Regions from separate parts of the Homo sapiens genome. Here region 1 is linked to region 2. The links are chromatin contacts, found by Hi-C or POLR2A ChIA-PET in ENCODE. All regions are on one chromosome and are shown on one strand. The core of a region is the stretch at or near the end of the contact, and the rest is flanking DNA. Distances in the headings are between cores, read along the strand shown. Region 1 holds the start of SP140 (SP140 nuclear body protein). Region 2 holds the start of RHBDD1 (rhomboid domain containing 1).

Evidence for each region. A loop is a pair of places that touch in the nucleus more often than their neighbours do. ChIA-PET counts read pairs that join two places held with the same protein, here RNA polymerase II (POLR2A). Pooled maps may share reads with other maps.
Region 1: a loop to region 2 is called in a map with no recorded cell type, with 10 times the contacts of the local background. The contact joins the promoter of SP140 here to the promoter of RHBDD1 in region 2. A Hi-C loop is called at or near these places in 1 of 37 single-sample maps with no recorded cell type and 5 of 50 pooled maps. POLR2A ChIA-PET finds 5 or more read pairs at or near these places in 1 of 52 experiments (CD4-positive, alpha-beta T cell).

Annotation. Positions count from the first base shown.
Region 1 is chr2:230,223,649-230,227,499 of GRCh38, forward strand. SP140 (SP140 nuclear body protein) reads left to right here and starts at 2,088. Exons shown (of 27, transcript NM_007237.5): 1 at 2,088-2,255. The coding sequence starts at 2,197. It also overlaps a transcript of SP110 not described here. RefSeq lists enhancers at 1,968-2,177, 2,408-2,457, 2,528-2,607, 2,628-2,677.
Region 2 is chr2:226,834,693-226,838,917 of GRCh38, forward strand. It overlaps RHBDD1 (rhomboid domain containing 1), which reads left to right and starts at 1,362. Exons shown (of 9, transcript NM_001167608.3): 1 at 1,362-1,395; 2 at 3,381-3,462. RefSeq lists enhancers at 681-975, 815-884, 1,725-1,874 and a silencer at 1,145-1,674.

The sequences.
Region 1 (3,851 bases), core at 838-3,337, 3.4 Mb after region 2:
ATTGGACATAAAAACAGTGAACATCCCCATTAGCGTTCAGAGTCAGGAATTTTGGAGTTGTGGGCAAATAGGGGTAAGTTGGCAAATTAAATTACAGCACTGGATTGTGATCAAGACTCTATACAATTCATTTCCCCAATTCCAGGTGTCAGATTCTAGCATGCTTAGCAAAATGAAGAGAAATCTTCCAGGTAGAATGAAAGCATTGATTTACCTTTGGGGATTATGACCTACTTGGCCTAAATCTGGATGGGGGAACAGAGCCAGGAGGCAGGCCGGAGCCTTCTGACTCCACTGGTCACGTGGCAGTAAAGGAAGACATTGGGAACCAGAGATGGTCTGATGGTCCTACATATGCCTGGCCCAGGAATCCCTTACCCAGGAGAGGTTCTGTAGTGAGCATAGGGAAAAACAAGATAGTGGGAAATAGAACTGAAATTTCAGGCTATCCTTACCTGGGCTAATGCATGGTGTTGCAAAGTAGGGCTTTCTAGTAGTAGCAGCAGTACCCCTGAAGTACCAATCTTACCACCAGTCAGCTGAGGAACACCAATGGCCTTGTGCTTATAAGCAAAAGAAGCTGGCACATTTTCAAAAATGTCCAGTTCATTGGTGTCCTGGGTCTGCCTACTGCCTAAGGGCAGAGAGAAGAGAGAGAGGGGATGCTGGAGCAGGCGGTATAGTCTGTACCAGGCCTTGTTGGAGCCCCATGGAGACTGGGAGGAGAGGACAGCTGTGTCTAACAGAAGCCCAGCATACTTTTCCTTCTTGTTTTAAAGAGGGAGGGAGAGGGAGGGAGAGAGAGGGAGAGGGAGGGAGAGGGAGGGAGAGAGAGGGAGAGAGAGGGAGACAGAGGAGAGAGAGGACAGAGAGAGAGAGAGAGAGGAGAGAGAGAGAGATACTGGAAAAGGTGTCCTCATCAGTGTTCTAGAGTTTGTCTCAACCAGATTGGTGTTTGTTCCTTTGGTAGAAAGAAAGCAGAAGTGTGGAAGGGGTAGAAATTTCTTGCACTCTGTATTTTGCAAACTTATGTATGCAAATTTCCTTGCATATGTGTAATGAACCAGAAAAAGTAGGATTCAGGAGCACATGTTTTGGAAAAATACTGCTTTGCCTCTGGCTTTTCAATCCTCACTACTGTTCTGTCACTGGCCCTGGATTCTACCCATACCCTGGCTCTCATCAGCCCCCTGTCTTTGACCCATTTTTCTGCCTGGATTTCTAGTCCTGTGGTTATATTTTTTATATTTGCCCTTTGCTTCCATTTGTTTATCACTCGACTTTATGCTGATATAGTGTGTTTTTGTAAATTGTTTCAAATCCTTTACAGAATGAGGGCTGGGTATAAATGAAAAATTGTGTGCAAACATAAATGTAATACAGCTATCCTCCTGTATCATATTGTCCTTGAAGGTCTAGATAATCTCAGCTCCAAACCCTTTCCCCATCCAGTGAGAAGGCTGTCACTCTCCTCAAGATTTCAGTGAAATGGTTGAAGCTCATTTTTTTCCCAGTCACCCCTGGCTGCTGTTGTAAAGTGCCCACATATTTGAGAAAACTTAGAATTGCACCTCATTTCTCTGCCCAACCTCAGCACTTGCCTTTGGCTGGAGGAGTTGAGAGAGTTGTCTTTTACCTCTGTCTGCTTTCATGGAGTGCTAAGAGCATCTCCCCCACTTTCTAATGCATGCTATTTCAGTTCTCCCTGGCCCCATGTCCAAACACTGGGCCTAAGCCATCCAGCCCAGGCTCACTAAGGTGCATGGCCAGCCCTGGAGCCTGACTGAAGATTTGAAATGTCTGGTCTTCACTTGTCCTTCTCAGCCACCTCAGCAAGGGGTGGGGACAAATACAGAGTTTACTTCCTCCTCATGATGCCACCTTACCTCAAAACAACTTTGATCTGCTTGAGTTGAATGACTTTTCCACCCTCTTTCCTTGGCAGGAACAAGTGACCCTGTCTTCCGTGGCCTCGTGGGGCTGGCTCTGCTCCTCCTCCCTTGACTGAGAGACGTCATGGAGATTGGGTGGAGGGAGGACTGTAGAGTTGGTGCACCCACGTCAGCTAGTTAGGCAATTTCACTTTTCTTTTCCTCTTTGACTGAGCACCGAGGGGCAGTTGGCAGCTTCACCTCAGAGCTGCAGGAAGGAACGGGGCAGTGAAAATCGAATCGGGTGTGATCCTAGGCCAAGCTCATGGCCCAGCAGGGCCAGCAGGGGCAGATGGCAAGTGGAGACAGCAATCTCAACTTCAGGTGGGTCATCGTCTCCTTTCCCGTCTGTCCTTCATCTCTGGTAGGGTTCCCTTTCATACTTGTTATTTAATGTCTACCCAGCTTCACTCTACAGGTATACAATAGAATTCAGTTACAAATAAATAACGAGGCAATCAGATTTTTTAAATTGCAGGGATTGGCTGTTGGAGAAACTCAAGGATGCCGTGACTCACATCATCTTCCTATTCTCTTACATCTGCAAATGGCTGGACTGGAGCTGTTTGAACATCATGCCTGTTCTGAGGCTTTGTGTAGGATTGGATGATTCCCCGTGACCTCTGAACCCTCTCTTCTCCCCCAGGCCTCCTTTATCCCCACTCCAAAAGACAACTCTGTCTAAAAAGGATCTTTTTAGAAGAATTAAAATCCAAACGCCTGTCTGTTGTCACACTTTCCAGGCTGTGTAGTTGGGGACCGGTTCTGCTCTGAGCCCATCTATGTGGCTCTTAGCCCTAGAATCACTTCAGGATCTCTGAATACTTGGTAGGAGGAAGTGAAAGCAGATGAGACCCAACAAAAAAGGCAAGCAGGTAGAGAGTGAGTGCTGCTTCTGCTTTTTTTATTCTTCTGTTCTGGTATTTTTTACATATCTGGTCAGAGAAGCCTGGAAATCATCTTTAAAAAATGTAAGACAATGAGACCAGTCTGACCAACGTGGAGAAACCCTGTCTTTACTAAAAATACAAAATTAGCTGGGTGTCATGGTGTATGCCTGTAATTCCAGCTACTCAGGAGGCTGAGGCAGGATAATCGCTTGAACCAGGGAGGCAGAGGTTTTGGCGAGCCAAGATCACACCATTACACTTTAGCCTGGGCAACAAGAGTGAAATTCCATCTCAAAAAAAAAAAAAAAAAAAGACAAGTACATCAATACGGTCATTTCTTCTTATCTGTGGATTCTGTATCCATGGATCTAACCAACCATGAATGCAAAATATTTTCTAAAAATTAAAAACATAAATAACAACAATAAAAAGTAATATAAAAATTTAAAATACAGTATAACTATTTGTATAGCATTTACATTGTATTAGGTATTATAAGTCTAGAGATGATTTAAAATATACAGGAGGATGTGCATAGGTTATATGTAAATACTACACCTTTTATATCAGGGACTTGAGCATCCATGGATTTTGGTATCCATGGAGGGTCCTGGAACCAATTCCCCCTGGATACCAAGGGATGACTGTACATTCTTGATAAAAATGAAAATGTGTGGAATGTAAAAATGTATGGAAACTTGTCTAATTGGGACTCTGTGCTAAGGCTACTTCTGGCGCTGGTACAGCCCCAAGAAAGCAAAAGCTATTGCTATTATCAGCAGTAGTGGTGGCACCAGACTGGTTTTCAGTGCCCAGTGCCACCACTCCCAGACAGGCATCCCTGTCATCTCTCTTTCACTTGCTCTCTAGTGAAGGGAAGATGAGCCAGCGGAGCTCAAAGTCCAGCCAGCCCATGGTCACCAAGCAGGAAGAAGACGGCACTGAGAGGTGACAATGGGCTAATGCTAACCTCAAAGAATGAGTTAGGAAGTGTTGCCTCTGCTCTTATTTTTGGAGGAAATTGGGGAGG
Region 2 (4,225 bases), core at 112-2,611:
ACACTAAACCACCTGTATTCGGATACTCGGATTCCTTCTTGGAAAAAGAGCATCTTTACCCTAGCTATCAGAAAATTCCATACCAAATAGTAAGATTTTTTTTTTTTGAGATAGAGTCATGCTCTGTCGCCCAGGCTGGAGTGCATGGACGCGATCTCACTGCAACCTCTGCCTCCCGGGTTCAAGGATTCCCCTGCCTCAGCCTCCCGAGTAGCCGGGATTACAGGCGCCCGCAACCATGCCTGGCTAATTTTTGTATTTTTAGTAGAGACAGGGTTTCGCCATGTTGGCCAGGCTGGTTTTGAATTCCTGACCTCCGGTGATCCGCCCGCCTTAGCCTCCCAAAGTGCTGGGATTACAGGCGTGGGCCACCGCGCCAGGCCTGTTGTTGTTTTTTAAATAGAGACAAGGTCTCACTATGTTGTCCAGGCTGGTCTCAAACTCCTGAGCTCAAGCGATCCTCCTGCCTCGACCTCCCAAAGTGCGGGGATTACAGGCGTGAGTTACCGCGCCCGGCTGTAAGATAGTTTTTTCATATCCTATTAAATATATATAGCATTGCAACATTTAACTTAGCCTAACTCCTACAGCTAAACATAAAACTTGCTCCCGAGTAGCAAACAATTAAAATGGTATCAAATTATGTATTAATCGAAATTCTATTAACTGAAATATGAAACACCTAAAGCCCTCAAAATGGGCAAACGTTGCGTGGTGCAGTCCCAGACCCAAGCTTCTGGGAGTGAAAGGTGCACCCGCGACCTTGCCTTGCTGGCTGGCTCTGGGACTCTGCGATAAGCCGCCCTCCGGTTGTCTGCGATAGCTCCTGAAGCAGGAGAGTGTCTTTCCCACCCTCCGCCTAACAGGCGGTATCTGACCCTTCCAGGCAGCAGCTCCCCAGCCTCCGGCTGCGCTGGGGCCCGGAAGGACGAAGCTTCCCGGCAGAGAACCTGGGCAGAGGCGTCCGTTGGGTAGGCGGCCGCGACCCGCTCGCTGCTTCTCCCCTAGTCTTCGGGTCCCTTGAACGCAGGTCGCTTGTTTGCCTTACGCGTAGTCAGCGGCCAGTGGCTATTTATGGCAGTAAGGAATATTATCCACATTTCACATGGAGCTTAGAGGACAGGGCGAGGGTCCACACTCTCCTTACTGCGCTCTGCCGCGGTCCTGCCCCGCTGTGCCCTCGCGGCCCCCTTAGAGCCACTGCCGGCGCACGCGGTCTGCAGACAGCAGAGCGCGGGCGCGCACAACTAAGCATGCGCCGCGGCCGAGCCGTCCGCTTTAAGGCCCTCCCCTCCCGCACCCGGCCCCAGGAACCCGGGGCGCCCCGGATCGGGAACGTGCGTGATGACGCACGTGCGCGCGAAGACGTGGGGACGCAGGCGGGTCGTAGAGAGCGTGAGTTTCCGCGTCTGTTTGGTCCGGCTGCTGTCGTTGGTTGTGAGCGGCATCTCTCGCCGTTTCCCCGGGCTGCGGGAGCTGGCGGCCGGGCTGGGGCTGCTGGGCGGAGGTCGGCGCCTCCCGGGGGGCTAGGGCGAGGGAGGCATGGCGGGGCTGGAGGCACAGCCTCCCCGTCCGGGGCAAGTCCGAGAGCGGGGAGGGCGTTTCCTGGGGTAACTCCACCTGGGGTCTTGTCGAAGTTGCCGCATCTCCGCCGGACCGCACGGGAACGACGTGCCCACACTCGGAGGAAGGGGTTGGCGCTGAGCGAGTTTAAAGGGTTCCTTTTGAAAGCAGGAAGTTTGAAGTGACGTTGCATCAGCAACAGAGCATGCAGTTTCAGGTGCTCTCGGGACAGCTTTCAGTTTCTCAGAACAAGTCTAAGCCTCACCGCAGTAATAACTTTTATTAGAGGACAAAAAATCCGCCAAAGTAAACCCTTTCTGTCCAACCCCTAAAAACCTTTGGATAAACGTTTACAAGAAACGGATCACAGCCTTATTTGTTTTTCTAAACTGAGCATAAACTCTTTTGAAGACTCAGCGTTACTGTCAAAATGAATGAGTGCCTGCCTAGTTATGATTCAATTATCGAGGTGTTTGGGTCTCTGCAGTACACTCAGTGACTCCCAGGCTTTTCTTTTTTCTCTTTGAAATTGCTTATTAGAAGGCTTTATCTAATTTCTCACAGTTGTGTGTCTTTTTGAGGTAGTTCTAATAAACTTTAAAGGCTTCTGGTTTGCTGCAGGCCTGCCGTCGCTGTGGAAAGCAAGTATTCTTTCAAAGAAGAATAGAAGTGCATTGGTTTCTAAATAATCCCAGGACGCTAGGATCAGCATCACTTGGGAACTTCTTGGAAATGCACATTTTGGGGTCTTATCCCAAACTTACTGAATCAGAAATATATTTTAACAAGCCTTCCAGTTGATACCAATGCACCTGGACGCTAAAGTTTGAGAATTAATGGCGTAGTGATAACACCCATTGTGGAATCACATATAATGGAATTTGAATTGAAGTAATTCCTAGATGGAAAAACTTGGACATGTTACCTCACAGGGCTGGAATATGAAGATGCAAGAAAAATGTTTAACACAAAACACATAGAAAACCCTCAAAGATGTTATTAAGTAACTTATTAGAACTGCATAAAATAAGTACATAGTTTGTGCTGGAAGGATTCTTCAGCGGGGTAGATATGAGCTGTAGCGCATGGATATTGGGACTGCTGCTTAGAGGGTATTTTGTTTACCTCGGGATTCTCAATTCTGTGTAGTCAAGGTTGTTGGATGCAGGATATTCAGTTAAAAGTTAAAGCAGTGCATACTAATGCTATTGTGGTTGTAGGATTTTTAAGAATAGCATTAGTATTTATGTTGAAGAGTAGTTTTTAATTCTTTGGCCTTCTGATCTCTTCAGCTTTGTTTGGAGACAGTCTCTTTCTGCCACCCAGGCTGGAGTGCAATGGTGCAATCTTGGATCACTGTAACCGCTGCCTCCAGGGTTCAAACGATTCTCCTGCCTCAGCTTCCCAGGTAGCTGGGATTACAGGCGTCTGCCACCACGCCCAGCTAATTTTTGTATTTTTAGTAGAGACGGTTTCACCACGTTTGCCAAGCTGGTCCCGAACTCCTGACCTCAGGTAATCCACCTGCCTCGTCTTCAGTTTAGTTATACCTTCTTTGACCCAGAATTTGGTAAAGACCAGAGGTAAGCACTAGTTTTAGAGTTGAGAATTATTGTAACATAGTGACTTGCAAGCGAAAGCCAAGGCTGAATATGTTTCTGTCCTTATCTTTGTTTCCCATATGTCGTACAACTCCACGGTAGCAAAGATCTCATGTCTACTCTAGATACCTCCATTTTCAGGAAGGATCACAGGAGTGCCCTCAACCTGCTGTGTTTTTTAGATGCAGTATTTTCTTACAACTTTATCTCTTTCAGGGGTCCATTGTAGGGGGAGAAAGAAATATTCAGGATTTAAAGCAGCTGCTCTAAAGGCTACATTCACTGCAATGTTGAGAAGGTCAGTGCCAAACCGTGGCCTACACATGTCGTTTTGATGAGAGCACGCTGCTCCCAAGGCTATACCATGGCTCCTGGATATTGAGAGAGTTTTCAGATAAACATAAGTCACTTTGAATGGATTATTCTGGAAATAATTTCGTTAGCTCTGCCACCAAATTGGCACTGCCCCATCATGAAATGTTTATTTTTCGAAGGCATTAAATATTTTTTTTTGTTCTCCTCATCGGAGAGGCAGATCGCTATCTGTGGTTTTAGGTCAGACAAGCCCTGCTCTGAATCTTGCCTCTGCTACTTAGTGATTGTGTACATTAGACAAATTAACATCCTCCCCACTTGAATTTCTGTAAAGTAGGAGTCATAGGATGTGCTACTTCAGGCCATTGAATTAAATGAAATAACGCATAAAACACGTCCACCTTGTTTTAGGCACAGAGGCTCAGTAAATGTTGTGTGTCGGACAAAGGGAAAAAAGGTATTTGTTGTCTCAAACCTAACTTTATGCCATTCATTTTATAATATTTTTATAAATGAGGTAATTTTATTACCTAACTGCACTGCTTTTCTTTTTAACCATAAAATGCTGAAATGGAGTCAAAGCTTTCATATTATTGTGAATGAGAAAAAACAAACACTTGAAAAAAGTTGAAACTTTAACGTGAAAAAACACCATCTTCAGTTTTATCACTGTAACAGAGCAACTTGTAGAAATTGTTTTGGATGTTTACAGCAAGGTAAACATCCAAAGGTCAGGGGATGAGTAA